Linked DNA regions of Mus musculus: all the other regions are linked to region 2. Evidence: chromatin loops called from intact Hi-C (ENCODE). Cell type or tissue: left cerebral cortex. All regions are shown on one strand. Links, peaks and the distances in the headings refer to the core of each region. The heading gives the core; the rest is flanking DNA.

Region 1 (7,299 bases), core at 1,375-6,374, 380 kb before region 2:
AAATGAGAAAAAAGTTAGATGCTTAGATGTCAGAGTAGGCAAAATCATTCCATTAACCTTTATTGCTTCTTCAGTATTGACAGAAAGCAGTGATTTATAGATGTGGACTCTATATGAGTCCACATCTATATGAGTGACTGTGTGCATATATGTGTTCACCGAGATACTTGTGTGAGTAAGATGGAGGAGGAAGAAGGGAGGCAGAGAGTTTCTTGCCCTGTGGCAAGCAGGTCTCAGGTGAAAAAACCTGGCCTTTAGTTTTCCTGAAGTGCTACCAGAGATTAGGATCTTTGTTCAGAAAACAATAATAGTTTTAGATCATGATGTCTTTTTTTTTTTAATGGCTCTTTGGTGTGTGTTATGTACTGGTACTGAAAAGTTTCTCTTACTCAGATAGATCCTGAAATACCATGTTTATTTTGTGCACAATATAAGCTGGCACAGGCAGATTATGGGCTACTTTTCATCAAGATTTTGTAGTATCCATGGCAAATATTTTCAGGACAAAATTAGAAAGAGCAAGAGGAAAACTTACCTAGCAATCCATGGGAGGAAGGAACCAAAACCAATTGCCTAACCCAGTGAGAAGCAAAAATGGCCATATAGCAGTTTGTTCTTCCAAGACTGACAACTGGGTCATCTTGATAATTATTTCAAGTCACAATCACCTTGGTATCAATAGTGAATTTTAAAAAATCCACAAACATATTGATATTAGCAATTATGCTAAATTTTGCTCTATCAATGCTGACTTATTCAAAATAATATATAATTCAAAGTCACTGCTAGTGTTAACTAATTAGATGTTATGTATTCTTTTACAAAATATGTAACAAATGGGAGGAAATTAATGGTTTGATGTTTGTTGATTTAAGTATTTTCTGTAATTATCCTAGTTTCCCTTTGGGCCTGAAAGTATGCCAGAAATATACTCTGGTGGCCTTGAGTGGGTGACAAGCTTCTGTAAAACATCATATCTATCAAACCTATCGTTTCTTTCTGGACAGGCTGAGTGTTTCCTGGATACAGAGTGGGTATCCATACTGGAACCAAACTGTTCAGAATTGCAGTATCCCTCGGCTGCTATTCACCCAGGAAACTCTGGGCAAATAATCTAAATATTCAGTGCTTTTATTCGGGTATCTATAAAATGTAGATGAAAACAACAGTACATAACTCATGGGTTGTTTTGAAAATTAAGTTATCAGCTATATTATGATTAAGAAGGCAATTGTATATATAGTTCTCCATGCTTGTATTTCTAACCAATCCATGTTGTTAGCAGACACTGGTCTTAGAAGAAACTGTAATTCCTATAGATTACTGGGCTCATTTTCTCTCATGGAAACAGCAGTGCACAAAATTCAAATTCCTATGCTCTGGCTTTCTTCTGCTCCGTTTCTTTCTAAACCCATACACACAGGGAGGTGGGTTCCTTGGTATTTATCTAAAGTTGAATTGAACAGCTCTAATGTCACCACAAATCACCTCTTCCATTAACAGTAGAATCTCCATTTAAGCAGTTCTACAGAACTAGATATCTTACCTATTCTAAAGTAAAAAGAAAAACAAAGGTGAGTTTGTTCATGCCCAAATGTCTGCATTCCCTCCCCTGTCTGTCTGTTCTGTCTGTCTGTCTGTCTGTCTGGTCTGTCTGTCTGTCTGTCTGTCTGTCTGCAATTGGCCTGTGACCATGGACAGCAGACCTCCTTCAGGCTGGGGGACATTCCTTAAAATGCAGCAACAAATGTAAAAGACAAGAAACATGCTGATCTATCATAAAAGAATGGCTGTCTTCCTTTGCATTTGCTTTACTCTAGAGCTCACTTTACCTTGCACAGCCCAGGTGGTAGCTTCGGCTGCAGAACAGGGGGACTAACCCCATTCTCACTTGGAGCTCAAGCACATCCATAACTTAGCATATTTAATTCCATAGTAAAATCATCCTATAATGTCTTGTGTTCAGTAAAAAAAAAAAATCTTAAGCAAAACTTATTTAAAACATCAACATTCAAGCATGATATAAATAGAGGTGTGGGGAATTAATTCAAGGAAATATCAACACATCTAAGAACTGACAAAAATATTCTTAGTGAAAAATAAGTTGTATACTAGTATAATTAATTTTTTATGTTTCCAAGAACCATTGTATAAACTCTGTCTCAAATTATCTACTATTTCAAAGGACACTTTAAAAAATAATTACAAGGGATTGTTGATAGGAATACTTATAAATTGGAAACATTTTCCAAGAAATCTCCAGTAAGAAAAAAAAATGTATATTTATGGGGAGATATTTTTCAGCTAACATTTAAATTTTAAATTTTGAAATCTGTATTCATTAACAGTCATCATTTGGGCCCTTTCTAACGAAGCCAGTTGGAAGTATGCAGCTTAGGCTCACTGCTCATGAGCAAACATTGCAGGAAAGCAACAGCCCTGGGGGCTCAACAGAGAGTTTGTGCCCCAGCTTCTCAGTGCATCAGTGAGTTGGACAAAGTGAAAAGGAGGTCGTCTTTCCCCTGAACTCGACCAAAGAGCACTTTCTCTGTCTGTAGCATAGGAGAAAGGAGGTCTGGAGCACATTGTTTGTCTACCATTCCATCACTTCTGCAGGTAGCATGTTGTCAATGTTTTCCACACTTATCAGTCATCTTATTTTGTCTTTCTACAGTCAACTCTCATTTTACAAAACAGAAACTGAGTCTTTTTGCAGTTGAATAATTTCCTCAAGGTCACACAATGGAAGGGAAGAAATGGTATCTGGATCTCTAAACTGTTCTTCTTTAAGTAACAGCATGAAAAGTGCATGCTTATGGAATAGCTGGGAGGATCGGACGGAGCCATCAAATTCCACATCCTCTCCGCTTGCCCAAGCTAACCATTTTATTGATATTTCTCTTGAATGATTAAAACATAAAAATTGCATTTTGCTTCTTATAACGCTTGTGATTTATGAGTTGTAAAAGACAATAAATAATAATGATAATCTCTCTAACTCTACTTCTTAGAATGAACTCGCATATCGTCTATTAGGCATTTACTTCAGTACTTCGCTTAGCACTTTCAATGTATTATTTTACATTTAAAAAGTGGCCATAAATGTTGGTATCTAGAATGCAGATGAAACTGAAACATATATTCTACTTTTAAAATAAAGATATGGACACTATTTTCTGTTTCTTTCATTTTATCCTTTATTTCAAGAAGACAGGTTTTCTATTGTCCAAATCTGGTCCACCCAGGTCTAAAGTGAACCTACAACAAAGAATATGCAGAAGGTGCTGAAAGTGGTGCAGTCAGCAGGGTTTAGCAAAGCCAGAGGCACAAAGACCATCTGAGAACTAACTGAAATCCAATTCACTTCTCTTATTTTGTTTTTCACCTGCTTGTACCAGGTGGCAAAAGCTGGCTGCACAGTATTTTTCTCAGCACTCAAACAAGTTAGCAGGCCAGCACATAGTCACCCTGGGTGAACAGGGAAAGTAATTCTGCCCTTCTCATTGGTGCAACATTAAGGGAAATGAATCTCATTCCGCTCATATTGGGGAAGTAATTTATCAGATGATTTATTTACAGTGCAGTCTGCATGACAAGTAAACAAATATGTTATTTTTGCCCACTGTAGTCAGATTTTTAAACAAGAGAAAGAGACAGAGTGAGTGTCTTTCTAAGATATGGGAGTAGGTCTGACAACAGCTTTGAAAAATAAAGGGACTCCATTACAAGGAGTTTAGCAAGAACTGATTTACATACGAGAGTAGATCTTTCATGAATGCTGTCAGCTTAGAGTGGAAAAGGGGAGGGGAAAAGGCTCCAATTGCGTGCTACCACTGTGCATGTTGATGAATCCCCAGGCACATGTTAATTAATGCCCTATTGTGTTTGGCAGACTACCAGGGACTGTGATTGTACACGGGCTGATCCTTTAAATGGAGAGCAGCTTACTCTATATTGAAAAGAAGAAGAAGAAGAAAAAAAAAAAGAATTGTATTTGTATAAGCCACAACTATTCCTTAGGAATAAGTGTTTTGCTTTTAGTACAGTTAGGAGAAGAGAACTGCCATCTATCACAATATTTTATCATTACACTCTAAAAAAATACTCAACTCCAGGAAAGTAAGAAATCACAGAAATGCCATTGTTTGTAAGAAACAAAAATGCAATTGCTTCCATTGTCTTATATGAACCATGGTCTAGATTTCACTTGAAAATACTGACAATTAATACTGGTGTCTGCCATCTTCAGTGGCTGAAGAAGAAGAATTGTACCCCAGCAATTCAAAGGATACCCTCATAATAAACATATGGAATGAGTGGGAGAAAATGTCACTTGGCTACAAAGGTAAATAGTTGGGGGAGGGTAGAATTTCAAATATCCTGGAAAAAGAATACAGCCTATAAAAATCTAATGCCAAGCTAGAGTTTTAATTTTGATCATAGGGAGAAAAAGACTTATTATTTTCTCAGCTCTCATTTCTTATTTGTTTTAATGTGCTTTTTATTACTTGTACTGTGAAGAGCTGTTGTCTGAAAGTGTAAGAGGCCTGAAAAAACAAATTGCCTCCTATTATTGCTTCTTATGAATAAAATTGACGTCTGAGAAGCTCCTGCTGTACTCTCACCCAAGAAGATACTGCAGCCTAACAATTAATTCTCTGAATCATTTAAATAAAAACAAAATTTGCCCCCAGCTGATTAAGGATCCACCTTTCCCCTAATGTCCACTGCTTTTGCCAAAATAGGCTGATGTCCTTTTCCGCTCATGCCTTAATAATTTCAGTCCTTTGGGCTTCCGCCTAAGTGGAACTCCCTTCAGATTTCCCTAGGATATGAAAGCTTCATTTATACTAGAGAGCCTTGGGCTACAAGGACAGCAGACACTGGAGACACGGGGGAAGCCCTCTCTTATAAGTGAAAAGCTTAGGTTTAATGTCTAGATGGCTTACCTGGCTTGGAATTCAGCCAGTCTAGGCTGGTCCCGCTCATTTGCTTTAACGAGAAGCCAAGCCTGCTTCTAATCTTAAATGGCTTCCCTTTCTTTTCTAATCATCTAGTCTTTTTGCCTCTAGTCTTTGAAGTAAAGCTTCAACTCCAGGAGCATTTGCTGTCTTTGGGAGAGCTTCCAACTACTATTACTCTGTTCTACCTTCTTCAAGGAGAGAACAAATAGATGAAGTCCCACCTGTGGGTTTCCCTGTCATTGCTGTCAGAACCACTGCACAATGGTGACATTCTCAGGGCTAAAGTAAGGGAGGTCCTGCCGGTCTATTTCAGAGCTGAGAGCTCTGACAGAAGCTTACCGTTATAATATTGCACAACACGGTTACAATAGATGAAGTCACTTTCAAGAGAAACCAGAGCCTGTACCCAGCCAGTACTTTGTTTAATGAGCCCAAGACAAAAATAACCGCATCTAATGGGCAGGGAGGCTTAGAGGACACAAACCGGTCTTTACAGAGTGCAACTCTGAAATACAACTTAAGTCACACTGCAAAGGGATCTCCAGGTTCTCGTTTTGATTCAAATCATCCTGCTTTGTACAATTTTCCGGACCGAATCCCAAAATTCTTCCAAAGCGAAAGCATTCTCCTCATGCTTTTCCACTTCTGCATCCTCCCTCACACAGTCTCCTGTGGAATCCACTCCAGATGCTCCAGGGGTCGGGGCAGCCAGTTGATGAGAAGTACGGTGATGGTAAAATTCACCTGTGTTCCTTTAGAGGTATAGCAAGGCAAGGACACACGGGGCCAAACATGGGTGCTTTTCATTACACCCATAACTCTGAACATGCTTCTCCAGATCCTTAGGTGGCTTGATTCATTACTGTTGACTTGGTCCATCCACTTAAACTTGTTTTCTGAAGTCTCACAGTTCTTCCATGTGTGCCAAAGCTCCGTTCCTGGACTGTATAATCAACCCATAATCACTAGACTTGATTTTATGGACACTATGGTTGTGGCAATTATTTAACTAGAGAATTATGAGTGAGCCGTAAACCTCACCCCAAACTTTCCCTTGTTGTTTTAGGACTTCCTCCTCTTCTGCTCCTGTCCTTGACTGTTTTTCAGTTCTGCTTTTTTTTTTTTTCATTTTTTTTATTAGATATTTTCTTCATTTACATTTCAAATGCTATCCCCAAAGTCCCCTAAACCCTCCCCCCGCCCTGCTCCCCAACCCACCCACTCCTGCTTCCTGACCCTGGCATTCCCCTGTACTGGGGCATATGATCTTCACAAAAACTAAGGACCTCTCCTCCCATTGATGACCGACTAGGCCATCCTCTGCTACACATGCGAATGGAGACACAGCTCTGGGGGTGTGGAGTACTGGTTAGTTCATATTGTTGTTCCTCCTAGTGGTTGCAGCCCACTTCAGCTCCTTGGGTACTTTCTCTGTCTCCTATATTGGGGGCCCCATGTTCCATCCAACAGATGACTGTGAGCATCCACTTCTGTATTTCCCAGGCACTGGCATAGCCTCACAAGAGACAGCTATATCAGGTCCTGTCAGCAAAATCTTGTCAGCATATGCAATAGTGCCTGGGTTTGGTGGTTGTATATTGGATAGATCCCGGATGGGGCAGTCTCTGGATGGTCCTTCCTTCCATCTCAGCTCTGAACTTTGTCTCTGTAACTCCTTCCATGGGTATTTTGTTCCCCATTCTAAGAAGGAACGAAGTATCCACACTTTGGTCTTCGTTCTTCTTGAGTTTCATGTGTTTTGCAAATTGTATCTGGGAAATTGTAAGTTTCTGGGCTAATATTCGCTTATAAGTGAGTGCATATCATTTGTGTTCTTTTGTAATTGGGTTACCTCACTCAGGATGATATCCTCCAGGTCCATCCTCATTCTTTTTAATAGCTGATTAGTACTCCATTGTGTAAATGTACCATATTTTCTGTATCCATTTCTCTGTTGAGAGGCATCTAGATTCTTTCCAGCTTCTGGCTGTTATAAATAAGGCTGCTATGAACATAGTGGAGCATGTGTCCTTATTTCAAGTTGGAACATCTTCTGAGTATATGCTCAGGAGAGGAATTGCTGGATCTTCGGGTAGTGATATCTCCAATTTTCTGAGGAACCACCATACTGATTTCCAGAGTGGCTTTGCCAGCTTGCAATCCTACCAGCAATGGAGGAGTGTTCCTCTTTCTCCACATCTTCATCAGCATCTGCTTTCACCTGAGTTTTTAATCTTAGCCATTGTGACTGGTGTGAGGTGGAATCTCAGGGTTGTTTTGATTTGCATTTCCCTGATGATTAAGGATGTTGAACATTTTTTCAGGTGCTTCTCAG
Region 2 (7,299 bases), core at 1,278-6,277:
TGACAAGGAGAATCATGTAAGTATGCTGGGGCTCAATGTTGTCGGCTGTGCTGTGAGAAATTAAGTCCTTTGTCTCTGACCTAGGAATTTCCTATCATCCTCTAATATTCTGGAAGTATTAACAACTCTGGCAAATTACAAGTAGGTAGAGTTGATATCCTAAGCCTGTATTACACATAGCACATCACAGTGTGTTATGATCAGCAACCATTACTAACAGCAGAATGTTAATCCCAGAAGAAAGAAAAAGCACCGGTAATGGAGGAAGAGAAGGAGGAGGAGGAAGAGGAAGAGGAGGACAAGAAAGAGTCTATCAACAGCAATATATTAAACAACTGAAAGTCCTTTTCATTTAAAGTTGTGAATTGATTATATCAGCATCTTTAGTTTATATTTTATAAAGAAGGTAAGTTGTTGTTCAAGTATGCAACTTGAATGCTACATAGGAAACCAGAACCCATATATCTAAAAGCCGCTATGTTTTTGGGGTGATTTTTTTATTTGTTTGTTTGTTTTTTGTTTGTTTGTTTTTATGAGACAGGTTTCTCTGTGTAGCCCTGGCTGTCCTGGCACTCACTTTGTAGACCAGGCTGGTCTCCAACTCAGAAATCCTCCTGCCTCTGCCTCCCAAGTGCTGGGATTAAAGGTGTGCGCCACCACCACCCGGCGCCCCTACGTTTTATAAGCATGACTCTGAAGCTTCAATATATATATATATATATATGCTTGCTCTATATAAACAAAATATATTCTGTACACATCCCAATGTCCAAGGACCTTCAACCATAAAACATTCATATCACCAAGTATGAATTTTCTAATATAGTAATTAAAAGCAATAAAATTCCCAGCACCTAGGAGCTCTAGACTGGAATATCAGGAGTTCAAAGTCTTTGTCAGTTACACAGTAAGTTTAAAACCAGCTTAAGCTTCATGAGTACCTATCCCAATAAAAATAAAATGAATAAGTAAATAAAATTTACTAGTATCTATTGTCTTTACTAAAGAATAGTGTTAAGACTACTCAACATCACAAAAACACAAGTTAATTTTTTGAGCAGCATGTTTGAATTTACGTTAGAAAAGCAAAACCTCTTGGTTATTATTGTGTATAAATGCTGTCCATATTCCAAATATGGATTTCAGCTTGTCTTAGTGTTCTATTGCTGTAAAGAGATACGATGATCACGGTAACTTAAAGAAGAAAGCATTTAGTTGAGGACTTGTTTACAGCTTTAGAATGTGAGTCCATGACTATCATGGGATAGGAGCACAGTAGCAGGCAGGCTGGCATGGTTTTGGAGCAGTAATGGAGAGGTTACATTTCATCTGTAACTTATAGACAGAGAGCCAAAGACTGGGCCTGGCATGGGCTTCTGAAACCTCAAAGTCTTACACACCAGTGTGTGGACACACTTTCTCCAAGAAAGTCACACATCCTAATCCTTCCCAAAGTGTTCTACGCACTAGGAACCAAACATTCATATATGTAAGCCTCTAGGGACTATTCTCACTCAAACCACCACAAGGCTGGAAGGCTTTTCCCTTATGTAACAGCTGTTGTTGTCAGCTTGACACACTCCTATGGGGGATTTTTTCCTGGTTGTATTATTTGAGGTCAGAAGCATCACTGTAAATCTGGGCCACACCTTCTGGTTCACTTGAAAGGACATGGAAAACTTCTTGCCTGCTTCTCCTCACTCTCAATGACAAGTTCATCTATTCTGTTCCCAAGTCATTCTTTCACTGCTGTTAGAACCTACTTCTTTGAAATTCCAATGTTGACTGAAAAGTGCCCACAATCTAGGACCTCCATGAGACTCCAGTACCAAATTGGGATAGCTGAAACATTTAATCTTGTGGACTGAACAACTACTGTATTCTTGATCTGTCAGCCAGGAGACAGCCATTGTTGGGACTACCTGGACTACAGCCTGTAAGATTCCACTTATTCTATAAGTTATGTTTCTTTAGAGAGCCCTGAGTAACATATCTTGTTTCCCTGAAATAAGATGACTTTTCTGGACCTCATTATTATTCTGGACCTTAGCACTTTTACCTACATGATCTGGTTATTCAAGAAAAAAAAATTAATTACTGCCTTTTAATCACTGCATTGGCAGGAAGGTATATTAGTATTTTATATCAGTTTTTTCTTCAATCTACTAGTTTGTCTCTGATTTACAGGACATTTAAATCTATTTACATGGTTGAGTTTGAAGCTCAGTGATAGAGCACTTTTGTTTGATACCCAGCCCTCAGTATATGTGTGTTGGTGGGGAGGGGAAATCAGCCTTAATGATAAAGGTTGATAGCATGACAGCATTTCTAGAACGAGAACTATTATCAGAGCAAACATTCCGAATGACTGTCCAGGGTCTTACAAATTCAGAAAGAATGCCTGGAGCATAATTCACATGCAAGCAACGCTTTTGTTGCTTCAAACATTGGTACTAGAGTTTAAATTTAGAGTGAGAAAAGAGATAAAGGAGGAGCAGCGGTTCCTGAGGAGGTTTCAAATGTTACCTCGAAGTTGAGTCAGTTGGCAGAACATAGAATCCCTAAAATCTATGCAAGGTTTGCTGGTTGATGAGATGCTACATGCTGTACTCCACTCCATGGAAAGGTAAGCAAACATTTAAGATGTGTTTGTCATAAATAGATATTCCTGCATTAAATATAAGAGAGCTGATTTATATTTTTAATTTTGCCATTCAATAAATATTAATAATTATCTACTCTATTCATTGTTGGGCATATCAGCACAAGCTTAGACGTGTAGACAAGTCTGAAGTTTAGAAATCTGGAAGCAATTCTATAGGCTGAGTTTGCACAGATTGAAGTAGGTGAGAGTGGTGATGACAGTCGGAAGGAAATGGTCAGATGTTATAGAAGGTCTGCTCATCATGTGAAAGAGGTTGATTTTATCTTTGAGTCAGTGAGGGAGCCAGTGAATGCTTTTACCAAAAATACAATGCAACTAGATTTTTTTTTTTTGGAACATTTACAATAGTAAAGTATGCAGCATCAATTTCATTATAGAACTACCTGTGGAGCCTTAAAATCCATCACTGCCCATGTATCACCGTGGAAAGATCCTGTTCACTTAGGCTAAGGAGTAGACAGAGTTTAAAAGCTGTCCAGGTAAGCACTTGGCTTTAGTGCAAAACCCAGGTCTGAGAACTACTACTATTGAAAGCAGACTGGGTCAGAACAACATTTCAGTGTGCTAAAGTGAGAGATTTCGGAGAGCAGAACACATAGTAGCCGAGAAATCTACATGTAGGACTTTGATTGGCTCGGTTTACAATTAGTTGTTTCACAATGATGAGAATAATAAATCTGGAACCTCCAGGATCTAAGCCACATGGCTCCACCATGTGGATAAACTGTGATATATCAAGGTGGTTGCTTGCTTTTTTTTTTTTCTTTCTGATCCTGCTACTTTTAATAATTGAATGCTAATAGAAACAAACTAAAAACCCAAAACTATTATGTTGATTAAAGGACAAATGTGTTGACTCTTAGAATATTTAGAGCTCAAATACTGCAAGACCTGAATGTGTGTGTGTGTGTGTGTGTGTGTGTGTGTGTGTGTATACTTTCTCTATTACATTTCTTTGGGCACATTTATGAAAAGAGTATTTACTTGCATTTATTTCATCTAAATGTGTTAGATAGTGAAGTGGAGTTGCATATAATTTTTGGTAGAGATACAGAGTTGCTATGAGGATTTTTGAAATGCCAAACACTTAAAACTGCTTTTTATGTCTCCAGGATGCCTTTCAAGTAGCCTATAATCACATTACATTTATTCTCAAGATATACTGAAATAGTTCAGGTAGAAATTTCTGTTGATTAGAAGAAAAGCAAAATAAATTGGCTAATTTTTACTGTCAAAATTCTTCTTCATCTTGCTTAACTACTTAAAATTTCTCTTAAAAGGCTTGAGTGTATGATTCTTAGTGACAAAATAAACCATTTTCATAGTCTGTAAACTTTCATACATGATTGCCTATTACAGTTTATTGATATCTCCTCAAGAAAATTCTGAAAATGAGATTAAGAAGAGAAATTAATATCATATTCTTAATTCTTTGGTCACCCAGCAATTTGCATAGTAAGCAGTTTCTCCATTCATAATTGAAGTGTAGTGTTTGCTTTCTAAAGGCTTGCAGAAAGCTTAAATATCAACCCTACAGTCTGACTTAATATATGAATGCAAAGATTTTTATTTTATTTTGTAATAGTTTTGTGCTGGAAGATGTATGATCCTTATCATCACTAGAACAATTTAGAGAGACATAGAAGTAATTGGGATTTAAGCTCAATGGACCTAAAGAAACTCAAATAAGTATAAGTTTGAAAGACGATGTGGTCAGGAGCTATGACAAGAGAGAAAAATCTAGAAAGAGAATGTAGTCTACAACCTAATAGCATGACTTCCCTGGGGAGCAAGATGGGAATAAACCTGGGGCCTGACCTCCTAGATCAAAGTCAGCATTTTAACAAGATCCCCCAGGTGACTTGTATACATACTAAACTCTCAAAACCAGTCTCCTGGGACAGCATTGAATTAACTGTACTCTATAATGGGTCAGAGAGTAAATATTTTAGGCCTTGCAGGTCAAGTGCTCTGTATCCACAGCTGTAGCCTGGAAGCAGTGCTGGATGACAGCAAGCAAATGAGTGTGGAAACTGGTGGAGGAGCACTTAAATGATAACTCCTCTCCCTGTCCAACTAACTCTTTCATGTTCAAAAACAATTGTTGTCATGACTGCTTCTCATGATTCCTGGCACTTCAGGTGCTCAATGGAACTGTTTCCTGGGCTGGAGGTTACAGAAAGAAGATTGGGTTATAGGATTTCTCAGCATCCATAACTATGTTCATCAATTTTTTATATAAACACATGCTCAATCACAACAATGGACCAGTGTGAAGTGGTAATAGAGAAAAATAAAGTATATGTGTTGGATACCGTGAGCCAGCCAATTACGAGAATTTGAGAGCTGGGTAACTCTGAACACAATCTAGAACACCTCTTGGAAGCTGTGTTGGTTGTTTTTTGTTAACTTTGTTTAACTTTGTTAAACTAGGGTCATCCAAGAAGAGGGAATGTCTACTGAGAAAATGTCTCTATCACATTGGCCTGTAGGCAAGTGTAAGGGGCAAATGTAAGGGTCCTCTGGATTTTGGAGAACCTAGTCTACTGTGGGAAGTTCTAATGGCTTACCTAAGCTCCTAGAAAGGTGGGCCTAGATGAAAGAAGGCTGAGCAAGTCATCAAAAAAAGCAAGCCAGCAAGCATCATTCCTCCACAATCTCTGTTTCTGTCCCTTTCTCCAGATACCTGCTTTGATTTCCTGTCCTGACTTTTCTTCATGATGTTTATATGTCATAAGATGAAACAAACCCTTTACTCCCTGTGTTGATTTTAGTCAGGGTATTTATCACAGCAATGGAAAGCAAATGAGGACAAAACAGAAACTATATAGTGAAAGTTTTGGTTGTTTCACTGACACTGAAGAAAAGTCATCAACAGAAAAAGATGACACATTGAGTACTTTCTCTCTCTCTCTCTTTCTTTCTCTCGCTCATTCATCTCTCATGTATAACATCCTGACTGCTGTTTTCCCTCCCTCCCCTACTTCTACAAGTAGCCAAAAGAGTCAGAGACAGCACCCACCCCTGCTGCTAGGATGCCCACAAGACCACCAAGCTATTCAGTCACAACACATATCAAAGGTCCTAAGTCAGACACCTACAGGATCTCTGATCTCTGTGAGCCCCTATGAGTCTCAGTCAGCTGATTTTGTGGGTCATGTTCTTATGGTGTCCTCTGGTTCCTAATAACTCTGGTACTGCACGTGTCTTGATGAAGACCTACAGTCTGAGATTATTGAAAATAAGATGCTGAATTACTTTTTGTGTCTGATTAAATTGTAACCGAAGCTCAACTTCCTGCCTCATGGGGCACTTATGTCAAACTGAAGGCACTGGTTAGGAAATAATATCATATAATATGGGATGAAGAGGAGTGAGAAGATCAGGAAAAAAACTGCTGAAATTGAGCCCCTAAAGTTTATTCTTTGCTAACGGAAGTTTCACTCCCTTTGCTCACAGTATCAACCTCAATATTATAGTGTAAAACTACCAGGTCTGCACTGTCTGAGCAGCTTTAATGACTGTCACTGTGGATTCGTTTCAAGACCCACTTCATTGCACTTATCTCTTCTTTGATTTTAGACTTGTAATTAGACTCAGGTCCTACAAGCCCTAAATGAAGTACAAAGTGTGACCCATGCAAAAAAAGAGCTGCAATACGGAAAAATTTCCTAGCTTTTCTACTTCATACAGGTATACATACAGAAATTATGGATGGGAGTGGATGGAAGAGTGTGCGATAATGGCAGAAGGAGGAAAAAAAATGGATAGTTCTAGATAGACTTTGCAGTGGGGGCTACAATTACCTGGGATATGGATTTGCTTTTCTTGCATTCAGTACTTTTACATGATACTTTATCCATTGTTTAAACTTTATTGTAACCAACTTCCCTGTACAATAATCATGGTAATGGGCTTCATACTCGATGTATGCGGTAGAACTTGCCATGTTTTTCACCATCCCAGAGCAGTAGTTTTGATAAAAAGCTTAGAGTAGTATTTTGAAGATTAATTAATAACATTAAATTTATAGCAATACTTTTTAGGGCTGAACCTCAGGCTCCAGAAGGTGTTACATGCTCTGGGCTTCCTTAACAATGGCTCATGGCTCAATGAATATAAGTAAAAATACGAACTGTGACAATCACAATTACTTTTTTTTTTCCTTTTTTTTCTTGGATCTTTTATTTATTTACATTTCAAATGTTATCCCCTTTCCCAGTTTTCCCTCCAGAAACCCCCTATCCCATCCTCCCTCCCCCTGCTTTTATGAGGTGCTCCCTGACCCACCCACCAACTCCTGCCTGCCCACCCTGGCATTCCCCTACACTGGGGTGTTGAGCTTTCACAGGACCAAGGGCCTCTCCTCCCACTGATGTCCAACAACACTATCCTCTACTACATAGGAGGCTGGAGCCATGTGTACATTTTGGTTGGCGATTTAGTTCCTGAGAGCTTGGGGGGGGGGGGTCTGGTTGGTTGATATTGTTGTTCTTCTTATGGGGTTGCAAAGTCCTTCAGCTCCTTCAGTCCTTTCTTTAACTCCTCCATGGGGAAACCATGCTCAGTCCAGTGGTTGGTTGGGAGTATCCGCCTCTGTATTTATCAGGCTCTGGCAGAGCCTCTCAGGACAA
Region 3 (7,299 bases), core at 867-5,866, 1.5 Mb before region 2:
TTCTACTAAGCCACTTTAGTTACCAATTAACTAACTAGTCTTGTATCTGTATGCCTAGGGAGGTAGTGATGCAAACAAGCATCACTAATCATTACTACAACTCGCTGTTCTTGCCCCTTTGTCTCCCCTCTCCCACTGAACATCATTTGGTATGGACAGAACATAGACCAGAGTTCTGAGATACCATTCAGCAGTCAGCACTTGCCACGGCCACCCCATTGACTACTCACTGCCATGGAAAACCTAGCCTTCTGTGTGTGCAATGAAGCAAATCCACATGGCATCATGGTTGTGCTTTCTTGAAAGAGTGTTGACATTGAAGATGTATCAAGGCTTTTAACATATTTTACATTTTACATTTTATACAATGAGTTTCTCTTTTTAAGACATTTAAACTTTCCCTCCAGTGCTAATTATGTAAGTAGATTCTGGCTGCAATAACTTTTTATTTTCTGGAAATTGCCACCAAGTTCGTAATACTATCCACAGGAGTTTACATACGTAGTCACAATATTATACTGACCTACTTCTTGTCAGTAAGAAAAGGAATTGTTCATTTCTCATTTTTCACAAAATTCATCTGTCATAGCACTAAATTCCATCCCCCTGAAAGACATTATCCATATCAAAAAGCCCTATAATCACACCATCCAGGTGGCTCAAGGGCTAACGCTGCTTGTCACCAAACCTCACTTAATAACTATGACAACCTACCTGACTTGGATTGCTGGGATCCACATGGTGGAAGGAGAGGATCGGTTACTATAGGTGTTCATGTACTTGCACTCACATACACAGAATAAACAAATTCACAATAAACATTTAAGTCCCACGCCATTTCATTAGAATGCCACTTTTCTTTTGCTTGTAACACCAGATCATTTTTAGTTATGAGGTTATACACATATCTGTTATTTTGACTATACCCACAATTTAAAAACCTATCACAAGCAGGAAACATAATTTCTACAAGGCTTAAATGAAAAGGGAGTGAGTGGAGACCCCGACTAGAAGAAACTAGAATTGAAGTAGCTGAGGACTCCATTCCTACCATTTCTTTCAGAGCCAACCATCGTGTGCATAGTTTGAGTTTAGTGTACGGTGTGCACTTGATCTTCATCACATCCCTACATCTCAGAAGGAAAGCACTGTTAACACCACCCACCTCTTCTGTCACCATACATGTTCTCCCTAGTTCTCTCTCACGGTGGCTTCTTGAAAGGTGTATTCAGACAAGCTGTCTCATCCCCTTACAAACTGTTTTGTAGAAAGCCCCCACGTTCTAATGTTTCTGTAAAATAAAGTACATAAACTGCTTTAGTTTATGAGAGAATGGATCAGTTACCGTGAAAGGGACTGAATATGTTTCTCAAGTCAAACCACCTCACGGACCTGCGCTGAGTGCCCGTCCTCTGGATAGGAACTGTAGTTTAAGCAAAGAAGGGGAGAGATGTTTAGCTCCACTAAAGTCGGTCCTCCCAGAAGCCTAAAATGGCTACTGTAATTCTCTCTCCAGATTGCAAGAGTAGAATAGAACTCTTCTTTGTCTGCGAAAGACAAGCGCACTTTGTCCTTTAAAAGCACTGCCTTCAAAGCTAGGCTTTCTAAACTATGTAGCATGCATTTTATCCGGTGAGTTTAGATGAGAAGCAATGTTAATTTTGTGTAGAAAGAGACATGCCTGGAGGGGAACTCGACATTTTAGAGGAACAACCCTTGACTTTTAGGTGGTTTTGTTTTGTTTTGTTTTGTTTTGTTTTGTTTTGTTTTGTTTTGTTTTGTTTTGTTTTGTTTTTATTGCTGTCTAGAAAAGGACAACCTGCTTTCTGGACAATATTTTCCAGAAAAGGGACATTTTCTTGTTGTTGATGACAGGACTCAATCCATACTGAGAATGGAGTTGGGGGTGGAGGAGGCATGGAATAAATGTTATTCTTAAAAGGTTAGTCTCAAGGACTGGTGGGGTCCCAAGCTAGTGCCTTATATAGTAAGTACCAGGCCAGCCAGGACTGCGTTGCCTGAGCAGGTGGTGTCTCAGCAACTAAAAGTGTTTACTAGTTAGGCAGAAACCTCAGCAGCCATGTCAGGTGCTTCACAAATGCCTGTAACTGTAGCTCTGGAGAATCTAACACCTTCTCCTGACCTCCTCAGGCACCTGCACACATATGCTCACACAGACATATACGCATATACACATAAATAAAAACAAATCGATCTTTTTTTAAAAAAAAAAAAGGATTGAATTGAGTGCTATATGCATACCTATCATCTCAGCACTTAGGAAGCTGAGACAGGAGGATTAAACGTTTGAGGCCAGACTGGTATATGTAATGAGCCTCTGCCTCACAGATAGGGAAAAGATAAGTCTAGTAAGAAAACCTGATTTGATTGGGGTGCAGAGTGAGAGGAACTTAAATAAAACTATTCACACTTTATCTCTGAGAAATTTGAAGGAAGGGTAAGTTTTCTCAGCTTAAAATCCTGTATAGTGGATTAGAAGTAGCTCAGAGGGCCTGACAAATTACCCGAGTGCCCGACCCCGCCCCTCCTCCTACCTCTTTCTCAGTCACTCACACCTGTAGTCTCACAATTATCTACGGCTATATTTTGTTCCCAAGAACAAGCTAGCATATGTTCAGTTAAGGAGTATTAAAGCTGCCTTCTGTTGGCAAGAAAGTACCTCTGATAGCAGAGATTAGCCAGTCTATGCTGCGGGCTGTAGTAAAGTGAAATGAAGTCGAGCTGGAGACACCATATAGAGTTCTGTGCTGCAGACTTAATTCCAACAGCTACCCAGCTCAGACTAAGCTTGTGTACATGTGTGCTGTCAAGTGAAATCCCACCACCAGTTAAGTGGTTTCAGACATGGAAAAGAGTTATCAACAAATTAATACTCTACCTTTTGTGGGGAGCAAGATGCAGCGAAACTCCTGCATGACCAGTGATATTGGGAACTGAAACAAATAGAAGGATAATTCATGTTTCTCATGACATTAAAGGCACATCATATTGTCTGTACTACTTTTAAATTCATTTATATAGACAAGTTACCTATGTAACCCAACTCACTAAACTTTTAGAAGTTTCCCATTCTACTGTATTTAGAGGAATAGAAGCTAAATGTTGAAGAGTGAGGAAAAGTATTTGTTGATATGCTGTGTCATTTCAAGGCTCCTAATTTGCATTTACTATTAAGCTCTTGTATGATCCACAGCAGAAGCACTTAATTAAACGTTAGTGAATAGCTTTTCTTACCCAGAGCCAGGAAAACTCTTTCTTCCTGAAATCAAAAGAGGATTTCCTCAAACATCAAAATGAATCATTAAGTAACTTTGAACCAGAATAAAATAGTCCACCATTATGAAGCCTTTGAAATACAGGTGTTTTCCTGTCCCCCATCTTAATATAATCTTTATTTAAAGACAGTTTAATTAAAAGTCTTAGAAAAATCAGAGATCTAATATAGACTAAAATAATAAGCTTCAGATAAGTAGTTCCACGAATAAACAGAGATTGAAAACCATGTGCATTGCGATTGGCATCTATAGCTGAGCTCAGACTGCCTAAAAAAAAGGGGGGGGGGCTCTTAAATTAAAGCAACACAGAGCCCCCTCTCTAATGTCCTCCATGTTATTGCATCCACTAACAAGGGGAGAGTCATTCCTCGCCAGTAGGTGGTGCTTTTGTATAAAACATTACTCAAAGATAAATTCGTTTCTGACTAATTTTCTACCTCTGTACATCTTAACCCTGTGTCGCATCTCCCAAAAGGCCAGACCCAAGTTATGCCACTGTTGTCTCTAAAATACACTCGCCTTGTCTCGCTGTTCAGAAAGACACTTGCCCACACGTAGTTTTCTCTGTTAGAGAGCTGCATAATTGCATACATTAATAGGTAGCCTTGCTTCCTTTTGTTTAAAACTGGTGTCTCTGTACATATAATTATTTTCCGTGAATATCCCACAATTAAAGAGACAGCAGTACTTTCTTGACAGTACAATTGGATCAGATTGACTAGACGTGCATGTCAGTGCGATCAGGAAGCAATAGCAAAACAAAACAAACAAGCACGCAAAAATCTTAGCACTGATGACAGCCGACTGAGCACAGTTCACCCTGATCAGTCACTCAACGCCAGTCCACACTTAATGGCTTAATGCTTTTCTCTTAGGTTAAGGGTTGTCCTAAGTCTCCCAGAGTGCACTCTCATTCAGTGACGATCAGAGACACAGTAATGGCACACTCCATCCTTCTTTGCCACACTCTTTCCTTCAGTAACAACAGATTCACCTGTTACTGTTAGTTATAAATAAGAGAAGTATTACCTTAAGCACCCATTGTTACTGCTGCTTATCCATGTTAAGATTAAAGGAATTGCGAACTACAGACACAGCTGCAAATGATAGAGAAAATCCAGCTAGGTAACAGCTTTAGTGAGACGATTTTAAACCAGTTTTTAAATTTTGTGCAAATAATATTCAGTCTTTTCCCTCCTCCTCCCCCTCCCAAACTTTTCATCAGTTATATATAATTATACAGTGCTTGATGTATTCTGTTCATTTGAGGTTCAAGCTGTTTGCTTTCCCTTAGTAGTACATATCTCCATTTATATGGGCATATTGGTTGAAGGGAGAGAGGTTTTTTTTTTTAAATAACACGTTTTTAAAAATAATCTCAAATACAGGCATTGGTAAAACAAAAAAAGTCCCATTCAACAATCAAACACCATCTTCCAAGGTTCAGAAAATTAAGGATTGGAAATAGTATAAGGGGAAAATTCCGTGAACACAGAACGACTGTTGTACCATGTCTTAGTCCTTTATGAAAAGGTAATCTATACAGTTACAGAGTCTCTTAGGAGCTGGAGATGATTCCCTGAGGCCTGGGCCAGTTAAGTAGTGTGTTTACCACCAGGCACAGCCATTCTCCATGACTCTAGGCTGTGCTGCCCCTAGTGCCTAGCTGCACTCACGCGGGGCATGTGAGTCTATGCAAGTCTTTAAGCTGATGTGTTTGTAATGTGAGTTCCGGGGCCTGCAGGCCTCCTCCATCTGTAACTGGGTTTCCTTTCCTCCTACAGAGCTTGCACTAGCACTCATTTATCTCAGAGTTCAAATCTCTCCCTGCCTTCTACTCAAAGCCTCAGCATCAAGTCAGAACCTGTTTCTCCTCCTAGAGACCGTACCACCACCCCTTCGAGATACCCACAACACACCACGCGCCACGAGGCGGGGAGGTCTCCTGTTGACAGCTTGAGCAGCTGTAGCAGTTCCTACGATGGGAGCGACCGAGAGGATCACCGGAACGAATTCCACTCCCCCATTGGACTCACCAGACCTTCGCCGGACGAAAGGGAAAGTCCTTCAGTCAAGCGCATGCGACTCTCTGAAGGATGGGCAACATGATCACATTATTACTTAATAGTTTTTTTTTTTCTTGCAGTGTGTGTGTGTGCTATACCTTAATGGGGAAGGGGGGGTCGATATGCATTATATGTGCCGTGTGTGGAAAAAAAAAAAAAAGTCAGGTACTCTGTTTTGTAAAAGTACTTTTAAATTGCCTCAGTGATACAGTATAAAGATAAACAGAAATGCTGAGATACGCTTAGCACTTGAGTTGTACAACAGAACACTTGTACAAAATAGATTTTAAGGCTAACTTCTTTTCACTGTTGTGACCCTTTGCAAAATGTATGTTACAATAGATAGTGTCATGTTGCAGGTTCAACGTTATTTACATGTAAATAGACAAAAGGAAACATTTGCCAAAAGCGGCAGATCTTTACTGAAAGAGAGAGCAGCTGTTATGCAACATATAGAAAAATGTATAGAGGTTTGGACAGACCCGGCAAGTGGTGACTACCGGTAATTGTAGGAACACGCCTGTCACCTAACATCCAAGCACGCTCACAAACCTGCAGGCATATCATTGGCGTATGGCACTCATTCAAAAGGATCAGAAACCATTCAGAGAGGACCATACCTACCTTAAAAGAAAAGAGAAGAAAGGAAAGGAAAGGAAAGGGAAAAAAAAGTGTGGCGTTTGAGAGCTAACATATTTAATTAAATAAATAAATCTGGGTCTGCATCTCTTATTAAATAAAAATATAAAAATATGTACATTACATTTTGCTTATTTTCATATAAAAGGTAAGAAAGAGTTTGCAAAGCATTTGTGGCTTTTTGTAGTTTACTTAAGCCAAAATGTGTTTTTCCCTCAATAGCTTCGCTAATATTTTAAACAGTCCTGTAAAAACCCACCAAGGACTTTTTGTATAGAAAGCACTACCCTAAGCCATGAGGATCTCCATGCTTTGCTAACCAAGATAACTGTTTTCTCTTTGTAGAAGTTTTGTTTTTGAAATGTGTATTTCTAATTATATAAAATATTAAGAATCTTTTAAAAATCTGTGAAATTAACATGCTTGTGTATAGCTTTCTAATATATATAATATTATGGTAATGGCAGAAGTTTTGTTTTCTTAATAGCGGGAGGGGGGTATATTTGTGCAGTTGCACATTTGAGTAACTATTTTCTTTCTGATTTCTTTTACTCTGCATACATTTTATAAGTTCAAGGTCAGCTGTCAAAAGGATAAGCTGTGGGGTTAGAACATATTACATTGCAACATCCTAAATTGTTTTTAAAACGTCAGCAAACTATTGGGTCAACTGACATCCATTGTATATACTAATTGGTTTCTTTCAAACTATTTTTTTTTTTGGTTTGGTTTTGAATTGTTGGTTTCTTTTCATTTTATCAAAAGCAGGGCCCCTTTCAGATCTCTCTTCATTTCACCATACATCTTGGAATTCTGTAAGTTTGTATCCTAACTTGCCCATATTCTAAATTTACATAGTTTATTTTCAGCCTTGAGTTGGATGTTTTTTAGAAATATGCCCAGAGTAAGAAGCTGTGTTGGAGCCTAAGTCCTGCAAGCTGGGTCCTGGGGGCGACCGACCTGCTTTACTTGATGGATAAGTTACAGAGTTCTGGAGGAGAACAAGGTGAAAGCCTGGGTGCTGGAGAGGAAGGAAACAGTTAAAGGGTAGTTACTTGGTATCCACCTTCATGATTTTAACTGACCCATAACAATGTTGTCAGCAGTATAGGACTGTTGAACAGCCTGGTGTGTCAGGACCCCCAAATGTCACTTCTGCCTAAAGCATGTATGTCACCTATTTTTTTCTTCAATAAAGAAATTTAACAGCCATTTCAAGAAATCCCACTTTAAAAAAAAAAAAAAACAAACCTTTCTCTATGTCCCCCCCCCTTTTTTTTAATTTTCAAGATAATTTA

What was found. Peaks named below come from ENCODE experiments on the same cell type or tissue, not always from the same donor. Only the 100,000 strongest peaks of a DNase experiment are listed, where the experiment ranks them.
Region 1: a loop joins it to region 2, with 4 times the contacts of the local background. A loop is called at or near these places in 5 of 42 quality-filtered maps.
Region 3: a loop joins it to region 2, with 5 times the contacts of the local background. A loop is called at or near these places in 3 of 42 quality-filtered maps.

What each region holds. Positions count from the first base shown.
Region 1 is chr13:84,779,912-84,787,210 of GRCm38, forward strand. The region is part of intron 2 of Gm34196 (a long non-coding RNA gene); the gene reads right to left. Among named protein-coding and RNA genes, the nearest start is that of Gm34246, 110 kb to the left of the region's middle. RefSeq lists an enhancer at 1,874-6,055. In left cerebral cortex, for the core only: no CTCF peak of the experiment used is centred there; a DNase peak (open chromatin) is centred at 3,847.
Region 2 is chr13:85,161,589-85,168,887 of GRCm38, forward strand. No RefSeq gene overlaps it. Among named protein-coding and RNA genes, the nearest start is that of Ccnh, 24 kb to the right of the region's middle. In left cerebral cortex, for the core only: a CTCF peak has its summit at 3,384 (motif pointing left); a DNase peak (open chromatin) is centred at 3,313; H3K4me3 peaks cover 196 bases.
Region 3 is chr13:83,657,227-83,664,525 of GRCm38, forward strand. It overlaps Mef2c (myocyte enhancer factor 2C), which reads left to right. Exons shown (of 11, transcript NM_001347575.1): 11 at 5,177-7,299. The coding sequence ends at 5,405. Gm52044 (a long non-coding RNA gene) reads right to left here and starts at 5,081. Exons shown (of 3, transcript XR_003950630.1): 1 at 4,326-5,081; 2 at 2,900-2,954; 3 at 1-1,291. In left cerebral cortex, for the core only: CTCF peaks have their summits at 3,673 (motif pointing right) and 4,927; a DNase peak (open chromatin) is centred at 5,104; H3K4me3 peaks cover 981 bases; H3K27ac peaks cover 4,711 bases.